2 separate regions of the Homo sapiens genome follow, and region 2 is linked to region 1. The links are chromatin loops, found by intact Hi-C in ENCODE. Cell type or tissue: endothelial cell of umbilical vein. All regions are shown on one strand. Each heading gives the region's core, and the rest is flanking DNA. Links, peaks and the distances in the headings are about the cores only. Region 1 overlaps MAP2K6 (mitogen-activated protein kinase kinase 6). Region 2 overlaps ABCA5 (ATP binding cassette subfamily A member 5).

Evidence for each region. Peaks named below come from ENCODE experiments on the same cell type or tissue, not always from the same donor. Only the 100,000 strongest peaks of a DNase experiment are listed, where the experiment ranks them.
Region 2: it touches region 1 in a loop (9-fold over the local background); 1 of 110 quality-filtered maps calls a loop at or near these places.

What each region holds. Positions count from the first base shown.
Region 1 is chr17:69,418,636-69,429,567 of GRCh38, forward strand. All of the region lies in intron 1 of MAP2K6 (mitogen-activated protein kinase kinase 6), which reads left to right. Among named protein-coding and RNA genes, the nearest start is that of MAP2K6, 9.4 kb to the left of the region's middle. RefSeq lists a silencer at 7,373-7,667. In endothelial cell of umbilical vein, for the core only: no CTCF peak of the experiment used is centred there; a DNase peak (open chromatin) is centred at 5,046; H3K27ac peaks cover 2,647 bases.
Region 2 is chr17:69,264,208-69,275,139 of GRCh38, forward strand. ABCA5 (ATP binding cassette subfamily A member 5) reads right to left here. Exons shown (of 39, transcript NM_172232.4): 20 at 9,752-9,921; 21 at 6,955-7,082; 22 at 6,406-6,543; 23 at 3,736-3,849; 24 at 528-698. Among named protein-coding and RNA genes, the nearest start is that of PRO1804, 35 kb to the left of the region's middle. In endothelial cell of umbilical vein, for the core only: no CTCF peak of the experiment used is centred there; a DNase peak (open chromatin) is centred at 5,564; H3K27ac peaks cover 2,439 bases.

The sequences.
Region 1 (10,932 bases), core at 2,203-7,202:
TTTATATATTTCTACATTCATAGTATCCTCTTCCATTGTATTTATTTAAATAGAATCTTAATGTTTATTAACTTTCACTATTGTGAATATTTCCGTGATGATCATACCAGTTCCTACATTATCATGCATACTATGCCCTTAGATTAAATTCCAGGGAGCAAAACCACAGGCTTTGAATGTCCAGTTCTTCTTCACTCTCCATTCTCTTTTCTTCCTTCTGAAAATAGCTTTTTATTATTGCAAAAAAAAAATGACATATGCTAATCAAAAAATTCAAACCAAAGATAAATTCACAATAAGAATATAAAACTCACTCAAAGTCATACCACCCAGAGCTAATTACTGTTAGTTTTTTGGGTACTATCTCCATATTTGTATGTACATGTTATTTTACACACTATATATTGTATTTTGTAACTTGCTTTTTTATACTCTACCATATATCTTGGATATCTTTCTGTAGTAGTACACATAAGGTTACCTATTTTTTAACAACCGTGAATTTTAATTTGTAAGAATGTAGCCATTTACTTAATGTCATATTGAGTTTTCAAACAGTTTCCATTTTTTTGCACAGCTATACACAGTACTGTAAGGAATACCTGGAACATACATCTTTATACATTTGCCCAATTATTTCTTTAGGATGATTCCTAGAGGTGGAAGTCCTGGGTCAAAGGGCATGTATAGATATATTGCTAAATTGCCCTTCATAGAGGTAACACTAATTCTCATTTCTACCAATAATATTTAGACGTGCCCATTCTGTCCTTTCAAGCATAATGGTACATATTGCCAAGTAAATTGCTCTTCAGGAAGATGGTACCTTTCTTCATCCTGGGTATAACAATTTGAAAAAATCTTTGGCAGTTTGATGAAAGCTATTAATATTCTACTCTAATATTATTAGTGATAAGGCAGTTGCATTTTTCAGTTTTTTTGACATTTGTGTTTCATGTGCCCAAATTTCTTTTTTTCTCATGAAATATATCCTTAAAATTTTAATTTGGGTGGCCAGGCATGGTGGCTCATGCCTGTAACCCCACTTTGGGAGGCCGAGGCAAGTGGATCACCTGAGGTCAGGAGTTCAAGACCAGCCTGGCCAACATAGTGAAACCCTGCCTCCACTAAAAATACAAAAATTAGTCAGGCGTGGTGGTGCACACCTGTAATCCCAGCTTCTTGGGAGAATCGCTTGAACCTGGGAGGTGGAGGTTGCAATGAGCAGAGATTGTGCCACTGCACTGTAGCCTGGGTGACAGAGCCAGACTTCATCTCAAAAAAAAAAAAAAATTAATTAATTTGGGGATCAAATTATTTTCAAAGTTAGCCAGAAAATAGCAATATTGTAGAGGTTAGGTAATCCTGGATTGATAGTTGGGTTCTGTGTATCTAAACAATTTAATTCCTTGATGAGTTCTAATTTTAATTTTAACCTAATGTCTTAAGCTGCTATCACATATTTTATAAACTCATTTTATTTATATAGTCTATAGCTATCCAGACCTATATGAAAATAATAAGAAAAATGTAGTGATCTGATTAAATTCCAGTCTGAGAAATAGCTTACTTTTGGGCATTCCTGCATTTTCAGTTATCTTTTCAGGCAAAATTAGTTTTTCTTTAGGTTTATAAATAATTCTTACATAGCACCTGGTTGTGTTATATGCATTGTTGCAGAGAAATTTAATCTAATTTTTTTTAGCTTCCTGTGCAATGCCTAATCACAAAAGGTGGTTGACTTAAATTTCCTACATTTGTTAAAATAATTAAGTCTAGAATCTTTAAGATTCTTGTTAAGAATCAATTTTAATGACCTCACAAGTCATATAAGTCAATCAGATTTAACATATCCTTAACATAGCCTTAATAAATGCGCCTATTTATGCATCCTGATATTAAGTGATAGAATTTAGAGCTATGAAAGTTTTATAGTCCAATCACTTCATTTTACACATAAGCTAACTGAGGCCTTGGAAGTGAGTGACTTTCCTGAAGACAGTAGAGTGGAGTCACAGGGAGAAGTCAGATCTACAGATTCTCTGTCCGTAAGTTCTTTTCACTAAACCACACGTGAACACTAATAATCCACATTTATAAAATTTTTTTTTCTTCAGAATCTTTAGTATATTTCACATTTTTAGCTTTGCTTGTTTTTGTTGGGAGCAGTCTGGCAAGGGGGAGCTGATGGTATAATGAGCAGGGGTTATTTTTCTGTGTCCAAGAAATGGTGACATGTGAATCATGGTGGTGGGGTTTCTTACCAGTTCTCTGCCAAAGGATATTTTGCAAATGCTCTCATTTTGATTCCCAGTGCCTACATAGTACAGCTGCAAGTTTTAACCACTGTAATGGTTGTTTGCCTTTTATGGACTGTCTTGTTTGAAAGCCCTTGCTGGGTAACTAAACCTTTTCTTATATATCTTTACATCTCTGACTCTTATAGCATTGTCCTTATAAATAATAGGTGCTCAAAAAATGTCTGACAATGAAAGTATTTTTCATCAGTAGGGATAAGCTCTCATTTGCTCCTAAGTTTTATGAAAGATTTCGGGTAATTAAATTACAATGCAATTTTCTTCTTGTGCTTCTTCTTTGTTTGCACTGATATTCCCATTATGTATTTGCTTAATTATTTGGAAGTTGCAAGAACAGCATGAAAAGCAACTTATAATGGCTGGCGAAGTGTCATTTCTCCTACCTAAGCCTTCTGAACAGATTTAAAGGTTGCACAATTCTCTGCTAACTTTCTTTTTAAAAAATATGAGAAGATGAATTGTCCGAAGAATCCCATCCAATAGAATTGAAGTGATTTCTGCATCCTGTGCTGGTTTTAGGAGCTGGTTTTTAAGTCTATGAGGCTTCTGAAGGATTGTCAGAGACAATCCTTTTTTTGTTGTTGTTTTTTGTTTTTTTTTTTTGAGACAGAGTCTCGCTCTGTCACCCAGGCTGGAGTGCAGTGGTGCGATCTCAGCTTACTGCAACCTCCGCCTCCTGGGTTCACGCCATTCTCCTGCCTCAGCCTCCGGAGTAGCTGGGATTACAGGTGCCTGCCGCCACCATGCCCGGCTAATTTTTTTTGTATTTTTAGTAGAGATGGGATTTCACCGTGTTAGCCAGGATGGTCTCGATCTCCTGACCTCGTGATCCACCCGCCTCGGCCTCCCAAAGTGCTGGGATTACAGGTGTGAGCCACCACGCCCGGCCCAGAGACAGTGTTTTTAACAGCTGGCTGCCCTCTAACAAAACAGGGAACTTCGCAAGGATCACCTCCCAGTGAAATGATTCTTCACTTCCTCCTTGACCACCTCCACTGCCTCTGCCCAGCCCCTTCCTCCCTGGCTTGTACCCCACTCTGTCTCCTTTGATGGTCTTCCTGAGTTGGCCCATGCGGTTCAGTATGTAGTCCATAATCTCCCTCTTTCTGAGTTGAGGAGGATATTCAGGTTATAATCCCCATACAATGAAGTCTATCAGAAATCATCGTAATTTTTTTTTTTTTTTTTTTTTTTTTGAGATGGGGTCTTGCTCTGTCACCCAGACTGGAGTGCAGTGGTGCAACCTCAGCTCACTGAAACCTCTGATTCCCAGTTTCAAGCAATTCTCCTGCCTCAGCCTCCCGAGTAGCTGGGATTACAGGTGCCTGCCACCATACCAGGCTAATTTTTGTATTTTTAGTAGAGACAGGGATTCATCATGTTGGCCAGGCTGGTCTCAAACTCCTGACCTCAGGTGATCCACCCACCTCGGCCTCCCGAAGCACTGGGATTACAGGTATGAGCCACCACGCCTGGCCAAATCATCGTAATTTAGTCAACTCCAGTCTGAGTTGAAGCATTAAATAAGCATTTGCAGCATCCCTGTCATCTGTTTTACTTTCTGGTCTGTACATCCCTTCTTAAGTCAGATTCTTGAGATTAGTCTTCTTTGGACAGACCATTAGCCCCAGGTGGAGCTGCTGATCACAACCCCTCCCTGTACCACTCCCAAGGCTGTTGTCATCATCACTTACCCTAAGCCAGTTACTTTTCATATAGTATGCTTTAGGATGTCCCATAAACACTATGGACAAAGTTGGTGTTATTATCCTTAATTTACGAGTGAGGAAATCAATTGTTGTTAACCAATTTGCCCATGGCTGGATAGCGAGTCAGTGGCAGAGGCAGGATGGATGTCTGACTGGTGGGCCTGTGCAGCAAACTGCAGCTCCTGGGCCAAATCTAGCTTCAGCTGTTGTTTTTGTTTGTTTGTTTGTTTGTTTGTTTGAGATGGAGTTGCGCTCTTGTTGCCCAACTGGGAGTGCAATGGCGCGATCTTGGCTCACTGCAATCGCCACCTCCTGGGTTCAAGCGATCCTCCTGCCTCAGCCTCCCGAGTAGCTGGGATTACAGGTGTGCACCACCACGCCCAGCTAATTTTTTGTATTTTTAGTAGAGACGGGGTTTCACCATGTTGGCCAGGATGATCTCGATCTCTTGACCTTGTGATCCGTCCTCCTCGGCCTCCCAAAGTGCTGGGATTACAGGCGTGAGCCATCGTGCCCGGCCAAGCCTCAGCTGTTTTTAAGTATAGCCCGTGAGCGAAGATGGTTTTCCCATTTTTAAATGATTGAAAAAAAATCAAAATCAATGTTTCATGACACATGAAAATGATACGAAATTCAAATTCAGCATCGACAAACAAAGTTTTATTGGAACACAGCTATGGTCATTCATTTATATGTTTTCCATGGCTGCTCTTTGCTCGACAGCTGTCGAGTTGAGTAGTTGCGCCAGAGCCCCTATGTCCCACAAAGCCAAAAATATTTGCTATCTGGTCCCTTGCAGAAAATGTTTGTTGACCCTTTCCTTTATGACTTTATTCCATCGAATACTGGGGTCTCTTCATGACAGAGCTCCCAGAAACATTCCTCTCTGGCTTTAATTGGAAGTTGTTAACCTGGATAACTACTGCTCTGCTGCTCAGCCAGAGACCTCTTGGGCCCAGCCCACAGGAAACGTCTGAGTGGTGTCTCTCCTAGTTATAAGAATTGTAGGTCATTGCTCATTTCCTCTGAACTAAGTTACCCGTCTCCTTTTGCCCGTCCTGGGGTCTTTTCCCCTTAGTTGTGTTCTTCCTGTTTGCTTTATATTTCTTTCCTTTTTTTCTTCCCTTCGATGAGAAGCTGCTTATTAATTCTTCCCTGAGACTCTTCATCCTCCCCTTATTGATCCCACATTTCTTTAGAAAGTATTAGGTTGGTGCAAAAGTAATATTGTTTTTTATCATCACTTTTCATGGCAAAAACCACAATTACTTTTGCACCGACGTAAGAAATCAAAAATAACTCTCCTGCTACCACCATTGCCTGGCTTGTTGGTTATCATCATGACCCAGCTCAGAGGTTCCATCATTTCTTTTGTGTCAACGTGAAAGCCTCCCTGCATGGGACCAGAGAGGTTTCCAGTTATCATCTCCTGCAAAGTTTAGAGCTGTTTTCTTACATTAACCCCCTAACCCCGGGTGGGCAATTTTCTTTTGAGGACGAATATTCTTTGTGCTCACAGAGTCGCTTACATCGTGGATATTGGGTATATTTAGGAGAGAAGGTTTTGATAGAGGGTCTGAAAATGAAGGGAGGTGAAAGCTACATGTAGACAGAGGAGCTTTGGTAGAATGAGCCCAGATTTGTTCACCACATCCAGAATGATGTAAATTTAAGTCACGTACAAAGAAGTGCTAATTTCTACCATCCCAGATGGTATCACTGCTGTGATTCTTTCTGTGCTCCAGATACTGTGCTTAGTGATGAATGTGAATTCTATCATTTACTCTCACTATGGATCAGTGAGGTGATATCCCATTTTGTAGATCAGCAAACTGAGGCCGGAGAGGTTAAGAACTTGCCTCAGTTACCAAACCGATAGTGGCAGAGCAGAGGTTTTAGCCAAGGTCTGTCTGACCTCAGAATCTGAGCTCCTGGCGACTCCACTTGAGACGTCACTCCAAAATAAAGGTATGAAATCCATTACACCAAAGACATGGTCGAAGAATGAAAAACGAGTGTATTCTGTAGGAATTTGGATAGATTTGGGCATACCAGGGCCAAGTATGGTAATTAAGAAGGGCTGACCTGTGTCTAGCTATTTATAGGTTCTTTTTGACATGTCCCTTTATATGTCTTTTGATCACAGAGTACAGAGTCTGACTCATTTTGACTCTTAAGGTTGAGTTCCAAATAGAAACTGCCCATTGGTTGAAGGAGGCTGATTACAATTGGCCCACTGATAGTTACTGGTCTGGATATACAGGAATGTTATGTTAAAATGTAGGTAACAAATATTGCTTCCATTTGCTGTTCTGTAGGTTGTATCACACAGAAACTAAGCCGACTCAAACCTTGTGTGTTTCCTTACACATCTAAGTTAAATTGTATTAAAACTAACAAGAACGTGGCCAGTGTGGCAGCATACCTAAGTGTGGGGATTTTGCAGCCCCTTTTTGGCTTAGTGACTTTTTTTCTTCCTGGTTGTTTCTATGTAAATGTAACAATTTCCTTGAAATGATGAATGAACCCACATCTCCAGTGTTTTCCTCTTGTACTGGACAGAGTGGAGGAAACTGGAATTGCCTGTTTTTGTGGCAGAGGAGGTAGATGGGGATGGAAATGAATTTCCTTTTAAAGCAATGAATTCTTTTTTTTTTTGTTTTTTTCTGAGATGGCGTATAGCTCTGTCACCCAGGCTGGAGTACAGTGGTGCTATCTCAGCTCACTGCAACCTCCGCCTCCCGGGTTCAAGTGATTCTCCTGCCTCAGCCTCCCAAGTAGCTGGGATTACAGGCGCCCACCACCACACCCAGCTACTTTTTGTATTTTTAGTAGAGATGGGGCTTCACTGTGTTGGCCAGGCTGGTGTTGAACTCCTGACCTCATGATTCGCCCGCCTCGGCCTCCCAAAGTTCTGGGCTTACAAGCATGAGCCACCGCACCCGGCCTAAACCAATGAATTCTTTCTCGGCTTTCTCTCCAGCCAAAGCAGAACAGCTATACCTATGCCTCAGTTGTTTTTCATGATCCCATGTCGAAGCTGCGGAAATAGATGGTCTGGTTGTTGAGTGACAAGTTATTTATTCCCTTCCTTTATTCTCCCTCCTCCAATTTCAAATGGGATGAGAGGAGATAGCTGTAAGCGTAGGGCTAGAATCTGAAGAATCAGTGGGAACAGAATAGTTCAGAGTATGGAAATTAGTTTGAAGTAAATGTAGAGATAACCTTTTTGTGATATTTGTAAACCTTGCGAGGCAGTCTTCACAGTTTATTTACCCCTTCCTGTACCCGAAACACCTTTGCCATTTGAAAAAAAAAAATCACAAACTCTGCATATACCTAAAAAGAGGACTTGGATAAGGAGTTTGTTTAGATCAATTCAACAAAGGTTTTTGTTTGTTTGTTTGCTTTTTTCATTCAGGGTCTTCTATGTGGCCCAGTCTGGCCTCAACTCTTGGGCTCAAACATCCTCCTGTGTAGCTGGGATTACAGCCAGTGCCACTGTTCCCGGCTCAAATAATACATTTTTGATCTATTGTTATGTTTAAGACATCATGCTGGGTAGAAATAGGCAGAAATGCATTTGACTTTACTCTTCCAGTGATTAGCCATGTGGCCTTGGAAAATCTACTTAACCTCTAGCTTCGGTTTCTTCACCTTCTAAATAAAAAGACTGACACTCATTCACGAGGTCTTTATGAAGATTAAGCAAGGTCATATATGTAACATGCTTTGGCCAGTGCTTGGCATTCATTTATTCAACAAATATTTATGAGTGCACTTTATATTTGAGGTACTTTGCTATAGTACTCTCTCTATAAACATACATTTGCTTCACTCTTCCTTTCCTTCCAGCCCTTAAGGAGGTTATTGTCTAGGAGGAGGTAAGAAAAGCATAAAAATGTGTAGAATCTAAACTGGAATCCTAGATTAGCTTAAAAGAGGTACTATTGAGTGGGAAAGTCCTATGAATAAGAGAGAGATCAGGAAAGTGTTGACAGGTGTGGAGGTATCAATGTGATTTTTAGAATCAATGAGGAAATTAGATCCAACATAGGTACGGGAAGGACTCTTGACTTCTAGTATCCAGTGGCACAATAGAACAATAAAATAGAGCAATTCTTTAGAAGGATTTAAAAAAAAAAAAAGAAAAGAAAATGCCCCAGCAAAGTATCTGAAGCTTAAGAGACCTTACTTGTGTTTTCTAAGAACTTCCTTTTTCTTACCAAGATTAATACTGTAGCTATTGCTTGTGATTGCAATAGGTGAATAAATGGAATATATCATATCTCATACTTTTAGGTGTTTTTTGGATTGTGGAAACTCCAGGAAATCTAGAGGTTAATAGTTAAACAAGTATATCATATCAACCAGGTTTATAGACACACTGTAATTATATAAGCAAGCTGTTGGTTCAATAATCAACGTCTAGCTGGGTCAGGGAATATTTTCCAGAGCTTGGCCACGGCTGTAATTTTCATTTTTTATAACCTGCTAACATGCCAACCTGCCTTTTCCATTTCTTTTTGTTTTTCTCGAATCATCTGAAATCAGTGTAAGAGAAGGAAACCTGTTCAATGTACTTTTGAATTCTCATTTTATTTACCTCAAGTAAAATAGTGTTCTGGAAAGTTCTTCGTATTACCAAATTGACTTTCTCAAGCATGATACTGGATATTAGCAAGGGAGTTCATAATTTATTTTCTATTTTTAATTTCAGAAAAATACAGTTCTAAGAGATAAAAAGATAAACATATAAAAATAAAAAGGAAGATAAAAATACAGGATAAAAGATAAAATATTTAATACAATTAATAGATTAAATACATTTTTTCTTTTATTATTTTGGTTTCAAAAACAGAGTGACGTATAGCTCTGGGGCTCACAGTGGGCTGTTTCTCTGTGAACCTAGCATTTAATCACCTTCTTTCCCTCAATAACTCCATTTAAACAGAGTCAGTACAGTGTGAAGGAGGTGAATTGAGTCACCCCTCCTCAGATTCATGTAAGCCACAGGGCAGTTTTGGCCTCACTTTGCTGTGTGGTTAAAGATAACATATGACCCAGCCAGGTAGAAGACCTGTCAGCCATATCATCTCATTCAAGTGGCCTGCAAAGTCTTCTTGCTTGGGACTTTGTTCCTGAATGAGCCTCTATTTTTGTAAGGAAAGTAGAGGAAAACAATGCAGATTTAATTCTGAAATTGGTTTAAGAATGGGATTGAGAAATTTTGATATATTCAGTCTGGAATAATTGTTTTCCATCCCGAGTTTCATTCTTTCTTTTTGATGTAACCCTATCTAAGGACAGGATAGCTAGTCAGTGTTGAGCAAGACATGGCAGGTAGAGGACTAGCTGTCTCTGGATTGCATTTAACAAGCATTATAGAACAACCAAATAAATTATCTGTACCTCACTCTGTGCTAGACTGATACAAAAATGAACAGAATCCTCTTACTACCCTCAAGAAGCTCATATTCTAGTGGGATGTCTATGTTTGCTAGAGCTACTGTAACAAAGTACCACAAATTGGGTGGCTTAAACCACGGAAATTAATTGTCTCGCAGTTCTGGAGGCCAGAGGTCCAAGATCAAGTTGGCGGCAGGGCTGGCTCCTTCTGAAGGCCATAAGGAAAAATCTGTTTTGTGCTTCTTCCCTGGCTTCTGGTGTTTGCTGGCAATCTCTGCATTTCTTCCCCTGTATACTCATAGCCCAGACTTTGCCTTCATGTTCACATGGCATTCTGCCTGTCTGTGTCTGTATCCAAATTTCCCCTTTTTATAAGGAAGCCAGTCATATTAAAGTTAGGGCCCGCCCTACTCCAGTATGACATCATCTGTCATCAAGTAAGATCCCATTCAGAGATGCTGAGGGTTAGCTGAGGGTTAGGACTTCAGTATATTAATTTTAGGAGGACATAGTTCAACCCATAACATGGCAGGCAAACATGGTCAGCAAACTAATGATACTCTGTGTGAAATGCACGTAAGTTCTGGTATAAGATACGAGTAGGATACCAAAGAAGGTGGGTGCATAACTCAGCCTGGGAAGATCAGGAGTCTGTTGGTAGAGGAAGGACCTTAAGTTGGTATAGCAGAACTTGCAGTGTGGTTCTCAGGAGAATAAGGAAGTAAAACAAGAGACTTCCCATCTGGTCCTTGAACGGACAGACTACCTGCCCTTTCTTCTGTTTTTGTTTTTGTTTTTTTTTTTTTTAATTGTTAATGACAGACTGGATGGTTCTAAACTGGGGTGTGTTAAATTAGAGAACACACACACACACACACACACACACACGTTGTTGTATTGATTCCCAAAACTGAATTTGTGTTTAGTGGTAATGAGACCTACACAACACTCCCTGTGGTTGTCACAGGCAGCTTTGATGTACAGATACAGGGACAGGACTTGGTGGTTGGGAGAAAGGATCATCCTTCCCATTGTAACAAATGGTCCTAGTCCTACTGGGACAAAGTTTCAGAGGGAGAGAGTGGGCTGGGCTGGTGGCTCATGCCTGTAAACCCCAGTCAGGCTGGAGGCTGAGACAGAAGGATCACTTGAGGCTAGGAGTTTTGAGACCAGCCTGGGCAACATAGTGAGACTCTGTCTCTACAAAAAGTGAAAAAAAAAAAAAAAAATTAGCCGGGCATGGTGGTGCATGCCTATAGCCCTAGATGCTTGGGAGGCTAAGGTGGGAGGATCACTTGGGCCCAGGAGTTCAAGTTTGCAGTGATCATTCCACTGCACTCCAGCCTGGGCAACAGGGTAAGACCTTGCCTCTAAAAGGAGAGTGAGAGAGAGAGAGTAAGAACCAAGCCATGGCAAAGCTGATTTTTAGATAAGGCCTGTAAGTCTTAAAAAAAAAAGTATTCATGTGTTACCAAGCTCTTGCAATATTGATTATT
Region 2 (10,932 bases), core at 3,546-8,545, 150 kb before region 1:
ATTCCTTCACCAATGTTTTGTAGTTCTCCCTGTAGAGATCTTTCATCTCCTCTGTTAGATGTATTCCTAGGTATTTTAATTTTTTGTGGCTATTGTAAATGGAGTTGTGTTCTTCATCTGGCTCGCAGCCTGCCCATTATTGAGATAGAGAAATGTTAAGCTATATTTTAAACTATGGAATAAAAGAGCTTATCCTTTGTGAAATTATTTTCAGGCATAAGAAAAACGAAGGAAGGCATTTTAAGGAAGGAATATATTAAAACGTTCCTGATTACACCCAAGTAGGTGGTCTACATGAAAGATCACTTTAGTTTCAAGAAATTATTTTAAAATGGTGGTAAGTTATTGTTTTTAAAAGTCACTTATCATATAAAATGATTACATGTATTAAATACCAGACACACTTGCTCTATTTTCTTTAACAAATTAATAACCAAATTATGCAATAAGTCAACTGTCATGTTTATAACAGATTTTAAATAACATTCTATCTATAAATAGCATGAGTACAACTAACGTTAACTTACCACAGCAAGGAACTTTACAGTATAAAAATATAATCCATAATGAAATGCCAATAAGCTTCCTAGCATCAAAATAAGAATGATAAAAAATAAGGGGATATCAACAACAGCTTGTCCAATCCAATATGCAGATGGCAAAAGACCTGAAAGTTTAAGTTGAGTATAAGCTTTGATCTAAAAAAAATGAAAAACAATTTATTATAATTTTAGACACTTTAGAAACACACAAATAAATTAGTAAATTATTGTAGATCTCTTAATTTTACATCAGCAAAACCAAAAAGGTTACATTCCAGGCTTATAGGTAATAAAAGTCCCCCTCACACTAAATACAAATTCCATTTAGCCTTTAATTTGGCTCATTATTTCTGAGATGTAACAATTTCAACAAAATTTTTAAGAATCAGAATACAGTAGTGCTGCCAAGAAACTGAGATTAAAATAAAGCAAAAGGTGTCATGGCGGTTGGGGTTACAGCTATACAAATAATAAATAGCCAAAACATTACTACTTTTGAAATACTGTGGAAACAGATGGGAAGACATGTTTACACAGAAAAAGAATTCTCAGTTTTAAAAATGAACCTTTCATAAATAAAAACACTAATAAATTGCCAAGTATCCTTTGGATTTACATAAGGCTTTCAGCTTAAGTGAAAGCTTTTGAAATGTTCAAAGCCTTTTGTGTACACTGGTATAGCATATAAATCTAAGGTGTTATTTACGTCACAAGTTTGTTAATGGTAAACTCAAATGATCATAGTTTTCCTATCTCATGTTCTCATTTAATTTGAAATTTCTAAAATATTTCATAAATCCAAATACCTAACAATTTTATTTAGTTGATTTTTGTCATCTATAAAAATATCTACTCCTAATAACTGAAGGTATTATATGAAAGAGCTGTCCACAGAGATAAAGGAAGCATGAAATATAAAGATTAGTTAAGAAGAGGAGAAATGAACAAAATTGGCAAGTTTTCTGTTCAATGAATTATGAGAACATGAGACACATGTAAATTCTAATACAAGAATAAAAACATAAGCTAAGGCAAATGCAATTATTTTGGATAATTCAAACTTTTGTCATTCACACACTGCTGGTAGGGATAACATAAAATGGAACACTCATCTTGGAAAATAATTTGGCAATTTCTTATAAAATTAACATGTATAATTCAGCAATTGCACTCTTGGGCATTTATCTCAGAGAAATGAAAATGATGTTTACACAAAACCTGTATGCAAATGTCCACAGCAACTTTACAAAAGCCAAAAACGGAAAACAATCCAAATGTTCTTCAACAGGCAAATGGTTAGAGAAAGTGTGATGTATCCATACCATGGAATATTACTCAGCAATGAAAAGGAATGGATTATTGATAAATACAAATAGGATGAACTTCAAAAAAAATGCTATTTGAAAAAAGCCAATCCCAAAAGAAAACTTATTGTGATGCCATTTTACATTTTTGAACTATCAAAATTACAGAAATAGAGAACAGAGTAGTGGTTGCCACAGGTCAGAGAGGCTAGGAAAGAGCAAAAAATGGGAATCTTTTTGGTGACAGAAATGTTCTGTATCTTGACTGTGTCAATGCCAATACCCTGTTACATTGTACTATAATTTTACGAGATGTTATTATTGGGACAAAATGTAAAGAGTACACAGGATCTCTCTGTCATTTCTAACAAACAAACATGAATATACAACTATCTCAAAATAGAAACTTTAATTAAAAATAAGTTAGTGGGTGCAGTGCACCAGCATGGCACATGTATACATATGTAACTAACCTGCACAATGTGCACATGTACCCTAAAACTTAAAGTATAATAAAAATATATATATATATAAATAAAAAAATTAAAAAATAAATAAATAAAAATAAAAAATTTATATTGGAAAAAAAATGTTTCAGTTGAAACAAGAAAGAAAATGCAAATGTCCAGTAAATTTTATTATTGTGCAGTGGGTTATGGATTTCTATATTCCTTATACTTTTCTATAATTTATACATTACTACAATGAGTATATTTAACAAAAATTGAATATTATTTTAAAAATAGAGATATGTGTTACTTTTATAGTAAACAAATAACAAAATTTTTATTAGAATGTATTTATTTATTTTATTTATTTATTTATTTATTTATTTTTGAGATGGAGTTTTTGCTCTTGTTGCCCAGGCTGGAGTGCAATGGCATGATCTCGGCTCACTGCAATCTCCGCCTCTCGGGTTCAAGTGATTCTCCTGCCTCACCCTCCTGAGTAGCTGGGATTACAGGCATGCACCACCACGCCCTAATTTTTTTTCTATTTTTAGTAGAGACGGGGTTTCTCCATGTTGGTCAGGCTAGTCTCGAACTCCCAACCTCAGGTGATCCGCCCACCTCGGCCTCCCAAAGTGCTGGGATTACAGGCGTGGTCCACCACGCCTGGCCTACAATTTATTTTTTTAGAATTTATTAAAATAATGAGCTCATTATTCATCACAGTCTGTAAATTAATTTAGACAAATTTGTTTTTACTGAATTAAGATCATCCATGAAGAAGATCAGAATTTTTATTAGAGCAGTAAGATATAATCTCAGCAGAGTGAAAAAGTGGGAGGCTTTGAACAACCAAAGACTGTACAAGATCGCTATATGCCTGAAGGAAAACAAAAGGGAAAGGCGTAAAAAGAAAGTGAAAGAATACCAAAGAACCTCTGTATACTTAGCAATTTCTCCAAGGCCCTAATGATGACAATCACTTTCATCTATTTTTTTTCCATTAATAAGAATTTAGCACCTTGACTACTTAATACCTCTGTTAAAGGATAAAAGGGACGGGCATGTTAGTTTGCCAGTTAAGAACATAAAGATCACAGTCACTTCCCAAATCCACAATTTAAACAAGTTGAGTCAACCTGAGCAAGTCATATGAACAATCCCATCTTTGATTTCCTGATCTATAAGAAATCAGTAACAAAAAACTTACCTCACAATGTTGTGAGAATTAGAGAATATAATTTTTAAAGCATGTAGCAAGTCTCAAATAATAAATATTAATTATCACTTATTACAATAAGAAACTATAATAAATGTATTTATATTCCATTTACTTATTTCTGAAATAACAATTATACTAAGCCTTGCAATCAAGCAAATAGGTTATTTTTATATGACACTTCTTATTAGCAAATTATATATTTTTAACTGAGTCATTACCTTATGATTCTCTGCATTTTCCATGGCAAAGTAAGGTGGCATTGCAGTAACAATGATTCCAAGCAAAGCTGCTTGAAAATACAGCTCAATTTTAAAAACTATATCAGTAATTTCCTGAAAGACAACCACAGAGTAACAAATGGAACTGAGAATCATTTTATATCTTAAGATATATCTTAGGATATATCTTATATCAAAAAAAAATCAAAACCTCAGAAAGAATGTATTAGAATATCTAACCCAGGCATAGTCTACATGAAAGAATGAGTGGCAGATGTATTAACAGGTGGTTGTGGACAATATTACCAACTCTGCCACTTATTAATAACTATCTGATCCTAAGCAAATCATTTTACTTTCATTTTCCTGTCTACAACACAGAATAATCAGGCATATAAATTACGCTTCACAATTTCATAAAAATGAATGATGTATTTGAAAAGCAGTTAGTATGTCCACCATAGTGGTCCTATGAAATAATAATAAATATCTAAGAATGATATTTGTTGCTCTTGTCTTTTTAATTGGGAAAAGCTATATCCAAGCTCAGCTTCCTATGGAACTAGAACTTCTTCTCCCAAGCAGAAGAGGAATTAACTCCCACAGGCCCCAATGTCGTTAGCTTCCCCAGGGATCCAGGTGCAGTCAGCTAACTTTCCCAGACAATCAATAAACAGCTAGCACTTCAAATGCAGATTACCCAAGTCCAAGGATACTATATTATCAGCCACCCTCACCAAGGTCAGTTTCCTCCCCTTGTTCTATAAGAATACAGACCCGTGGGACAGAGAAGGTACTCTGCACTGGAATAGAATCCGCAGTGCCTAGCAGATACCCTCGCACTGGCACACCCCTCCATGGGATGACATAGAGACAGAGTACATCACTGTCTTGCTGAAACCTAGCCTTCTGAGTTTTCCTATTTAGCAATTAAGTCAATTCCAAAGTTCAGGTCATATGACATTGCAGAATTTGTCTGAAACTCTCGTAATATGACAGTGGAGGCTCAGAAAGAACCCACAAATATGTAGACTAGTAGTGCAAGAAGTGGAAATGAATGAGACTACAGTTGGATCCAATCATACAGAATCTAATGAAGAAACAAATTTGAAATATTAATACGACTATATATGAATAGTTAGCTTCAAAAACTCCCATGTATTTCTTTCGAAATATAGTATGATTATATGTCAGTGTTGTTGAAAATTGTAAGTTGTAAAATCTTGTGTAATAGTTATGGATACAGACATATGTAGTAACATCAAAAAAACACGTATGGGAATTACAAATTGTGAAATTGTGAATTGCGGTTACTCCTACGGAGGAGAGAAGGAAACAAGATTGGAGAGGGGTAACATGAGTTTTCACCTGTGTCTTAAAAGTTTTACTAAAAACAAATATTATGCAATATTAACATTTGAAATATTTGGATAGTAGGTGGTTCGTTTTCTGTACGTTTGAAATATTTCATAATATGAGATACCTCTCCACAGACACTGCTGCTGGAAATGGAAAATGATGCAACCATTTTGGAAAGCAGTTTGGCAGTTCTTCAAGTGTTAAACATAGAGTTACTAGATGATCTAGCAATTCCACTCCTAATTATATATCCAAGAGAAATAAAAACATATGCTCATACAAAATCTTCTACTCAAATATTCATAAGCATTACTCATAATAGCCAAAAGGTGGAAATAACCCAAATGCCATCAACTGATGAACAGATAAGTAGAATGCAGTATTTCACATAAACATTCCATACATTCCACACAATGAAATATGATTTGGTAGTAAAAATAAATGAAGCACTGATACGTGTTACAAAACAGATGAATCTTCAAAGCAGTATGCTAAGTACAAGAAAGCAGACAAAAAAGACTACATACTGTATGATTCCATTTATATAAAATGTCTAAAATAAGGAAATCCATAGAAACAGAAAGTACATTAGTGGTTGCCTAGGGTTGGGAGTGGGTATGAGAGGAAATGAGTGATTACTAATGAGTATAAGGGTTATTTTTTTTGGAGGGGGGTGATGGCATATTTAAAACTGACTGTAGTGATGACTGCACAACTCTATAAGCATAATAAAAGACACCGAAGTGTATACTTTGAATAATGGTCAGGTTGATTGGGCATTATATTTCAATGAAGCTGTTTTTAAAAGTATGAAAAGAAGAAGATAGAAAATATTGTTACAGATATTTGTCCATTTATTTTTTAGCATATGAAAATCAAAAGGATTAAGAGAAAATATGTTGGATACTTTTCTGTAATCTTGATTCTGATATGTACAATCCAACAGTTCTATCTAGAGGAAAAATGGTTGCCTGGGTGACTTCTCAAGTTTTTTTCAATACCCAATACCTGGATTTTAGGTAAAAAATATTCATTTAAAAATTATCTTATATTTTATTCTATGATCAATATAGAACACACTTATTCCTTATACAAATATTAATACCAAAACAGAATCTCCTTTACCCTGAAACATACTTCTACTGGGGAATCCTAAACCTTAATGTAAACCGTTTCTCACTTGAGTTTTAAGAAGTCTAAGAGATCTCACAAGATAAATTTCTACATATTTTGTTATTTTTGCTTAGTTTTTAATGGTTATTATATATATGACATGCATATGGAAATTTATCTGTATATACATTGGCTTACTTGAAAGAATGGGGTACTCCAGATCTGGATGGTTTCAGTCACATTTAAATGATAAAGATAGTAGTTACTAATGATATTCACTAATATAGGTAAAGAATAAACCATAGTACTGTTGAAAACAGCTGCAAAAACATAGTCCTACAATTAAAAAAAAGACACTTATTACATACTGTATATAAGCGGATATATTATTGATATGTACCAAGCTTTTCTCACCAACAAAGCTAATTCTCATACAGAAAAACTGCTTCAACAACTCACAGAAATAATACTCAATGACAGATAAAGACAATCTGGTTTGGAATGTACAGATATTTTAATATTTTAAACAAGCATATAATTTTTTAAAAAACTAAATTTCTGTAACTTTATATATTGGTCATCTGTGAAGTAATGAAATATATCATAAATAAAGACAGCTAGTTATTTCCAAAAGTAAAATCTAATTTCTAACTCATAAGGTCAAATCAACAAATAATTAATTTTAGAAGAAACGTTTTAATCTTGCATAACTCCCAAATGGATATTCATTCACTGCATTCATCTTACCTTTTCTGAATGCATCACATTTAAAGCCGCACTATGGGGAGCCACGGATACATAGTCACTGTCATTAATCATCGTCACCATTATGTTCTGGCTTGTGAAAAAGCTAATAAGATCACTGATATCTGAGTCTGGTGTTAGAAAATAAGCAAATAATAAAAAATGAGTCTAAACGAGGCTTTTAGTAACACTGGGAAGATAATTCTATTTTTAGAGAAATATTTTATTTTCATTAGCGAATACGCAAGTAAGTACATTGGCTCTGAAGCCAGTCAGCCTGGTTTTAAAGTTGAGTTGTAACATTAAACTATTCGTCCTTCAAGCAAGTTACCTAGATGTTCTGGACCTTAAGTTCCCTCTTTTGTAAAGTGGGTAAAATAAGTATATCTGCCTTATAGGTAGAGTGATCATCCTGAGAATTAAATGACTGAATATATACACAGAGTTTAGAACCTGACACATAGTAACTGCGCATATTTTAGCTGCTGCTGCTGCTGCTGCCACCACTGCTGCTGCTGCTACAACTATTATTAACATTGAAAAGTTAACCTATAACACATGAAATTTGGTTAAATAATAAGAATAAAAATCTATCTGACAATTTTAGGTAACAAGATAACCTGCTAAGTTCAGAAAGGTATAGGTGTGGTAACATCACTCCCTAGAGAATTTTTTGTAGGCTCTGGGCAGACATGTCAATTGCCTTAACTACCTTAAAATATTCAAACACATAATCACATCTCTACATTCTCTAAAGTACCTGGAGCCAAGAGTAAGATTTTAAATCCTGTCGGGATTTAAATCTATACCAACATGTCTGCCGAATAGATGCAGTTTCTCCTCCATCATAACAAAAATCAGGATTCAGGGAAGGACAAATGTGACTTTAGAGAGAAATTTAAATCAAACAAAGCAAAACATTACTAGTAACTGAATAGTATGGCAGGGTGGATCAGACACAGCACTAGATCTCAGTGTCATAGAGAATGGTGACACTACTTTACTCCCAACCTAGTACCTTAACTGATCTCTTATCTCTAACTTGCAAGACCAGCTATGTACCCTGAGAAGAGAGACACATTATAAGTGAAGGAACCACAGCACAAGAGATACAAAAAGCTCTGCAAGGTGGGTAAGATACCACCCAATATATATACACACAGAGGCCAGTGGTTCAAAAAAAAGTGGTTTTATTTTGGAACACACACAAGGCTTAGGAAAATATGGCATGCATAAGCAAGCAACTCTAAGAATAATAAAAAATTAAGAGACAAACTGAAAATACTAGAATTTCTGCAGATCAATGAGAATTAACTCAAAGCAAAAAGATATGATTTGAATCCAAGTTCCTTTAAAAAAAAAAGAAATATTTGAGATACATGTACAATTCCCTGGACACATATAAAAAATGTCAAGATTAGCACAGTGTAAGGATTATATATTAGCAATATAAAATGTATTTTAAAACCAAAACGAGAATTCATAATGAAATTTCCTAATGAAAGAAAAAAAATTGCAAAACCTAACATTTTCCATTCGAGTAATTTTCCATTAATTTTCCATGCTCCAGGTAATTTTCCATGTTCTCACTCATTTATCCATCAATAAATACATCTTTACCAGAAAGAATGAAGGTTATGTAATATAACACGCACCAGATTTTAACAGTGATTATTTTAATACTAATTTATAATCATTCCTAGCCATGCTTATTATTTTAATACTGGGCAAAGTCTTTTTTGAATTAGTGAATCAAAAAGGAATGATACTAGAATGTAGGTGAAGTGTTAGAAAGGTTAAACCCCAAAGAGTCTGCTACAGAATAGGAGATGTTATAGGAACAACTGATCACATATGAATAAAGTTTGTATTAGCTTTTAATATTTTGAAAATCAGAACACTATGTCAGTTTTTTGTTTTGAGCTTTGCTCAAGTCTGTATGTTTAAATTTTTTTCATATTTGACAACTACATGGTAAGAATACTAATAGCAAAGCCAAAAATATCCATTACAAATCTAATATATTCAATTAGAGATATTTATATTTAAGTCTTATTTTTCTTAGTTTTAACTAATTCTTCAGACTGTCCTTGAAGAATTAAAACACTTCTATGCAGACACATACCTGTATAAATATTATGTACTACAACTCTTTGTAAAGAGGGTTTTTCAACTTTTGAAGTATATTTTGCTCATCATGGACTTATCAGCATAAAACATGCTAGTAAGAATAACGTTATTATTAAAAAAGGAAATTCTACTATTATACAAAGTATAAATTTTTTTAACTATTTATTTATTTATTTATTTATTTTGAGGCAGAGTCTCCCTCTGTTGCCCAGACTGGAATGCAGTGGTGCAATCTCGGCTCACTGCAACCTCCGCCTCCCGGGTTCAAGCGATTCTCCTGCCTCAGCCTCCCGAGTACCTGAGACTACAGGCGCGTGCCACCATGCCTGGCTAATTTTTATATTTTTAGTAGAGACGGGGTTTCACCGTGTTAGCCAGGATGGTCTCGATCCCCTGACCTCAGGTGATCCACCCGCCTTGGCCTCCCAAAGTGCTGGGATTACAGGTGGGAGCCATCGCACCTGGCCAAAACTGTCATTTATTTGTAAACCAAAATTTACTGTAATATATTCTTCAGCATCAATAAGATACGTATTGAACTATAATTTAGATTTCATGCAGACAGACCATGCCTTTACCTTAAATATAGTTTTAAAATCCAGACCTTTATCCACCCCTCAACCCCATGCTCCATGCCAACACTCGTTCACAGACCTTCACACACTCTCACCAGCAGAATTTTGAAGAAGCAGACTTGTTTTGTATTTATGTGGTTTGTCTCCAGGTTTTAGAAAATATAAGTCTGGAACAAGTTTGATGGGAACCACAGCATTTTTAAAAGAGTGATGAACCAAAAACATAAAAATCTGAACTGTGAAAAAAATTAAAAGCAGAAGCAACCTGAAAAGAAAAAAAAAACAACACAGCTCAGGGTACAAAGGTACATTAATATGAAAATCAATTAAAACTCTCCCTTCACATTGATATGGACTTTTTTTGTTTTTATTTGAGACAGGGTCTGGTTCTGTCACCCAGGCTGGAGTGTAATGGCATGATCTCAGCTCACTGTAACCTCCACCTCCCAGGCTCAAGCAATCTTCTCCCCTCACCATCCCAAATAGCTGAGACTACAGGCACACGCCACCATACACAACTAATTTTTGTTATTTTTTATAGAGATGGGGTTTCGCCATGTTGCCAAGGCTGGTCTCAAACTCCTGAGCTCAAACAAGGAGCTTGCCTGCCTCAGCCTCCCAAAGTGCTGGGATTGCAGGTGTGAGCCACCTTGACCAGCCTACATTGGTATAGATTTAAACTCTAGATAGTTAAAAGATAATCACTGAAAAAAACAAAGAAAAAAAACTGAAAAAAAAAAATAAGAAATCGTATTCCCCAAAATGATCTTATGACAATACTGGAGAGAAAGCCAATACTGTACGACAAAATTAAAAGTTATAAAAGTGTATTTTAGATCAGTGATGCCCTTAAATTTTTCTAAGAGTATGTAAACACGTAGTTATAACTGTTAAAACACAAGACATTATGTCTCAAATATTTGTCTCTACTCCTGAAGGAATTACTTCCTGTCCTGTCTCTATCTTAACCATTTACTTTTTTTTTTTTTTTTTTTTTTGAGATGGAGTCTTGCTCTGTCACCCAGGCTGGAGTGCAGTGGTGTGATCTCGGCTCACTGCAACCTCTGCCTCCCAGGTTCAAACGATTGTCATGCCTCAGCCTCCCAAGTAGGTGGGACGACTGGCATGTGCCACTGTACCCGGCTAATTTTTGTATTTTTAGTAGAGACAGGGTTTTGCCATGTTGGCCAGACTGGTCTCAAACTCCTGGCCTCAAGTGATCCAGCTGCTGCAGCCTTCCAAAGTGCTGGGATTTCAGGTGTGAGCCACTGCACCC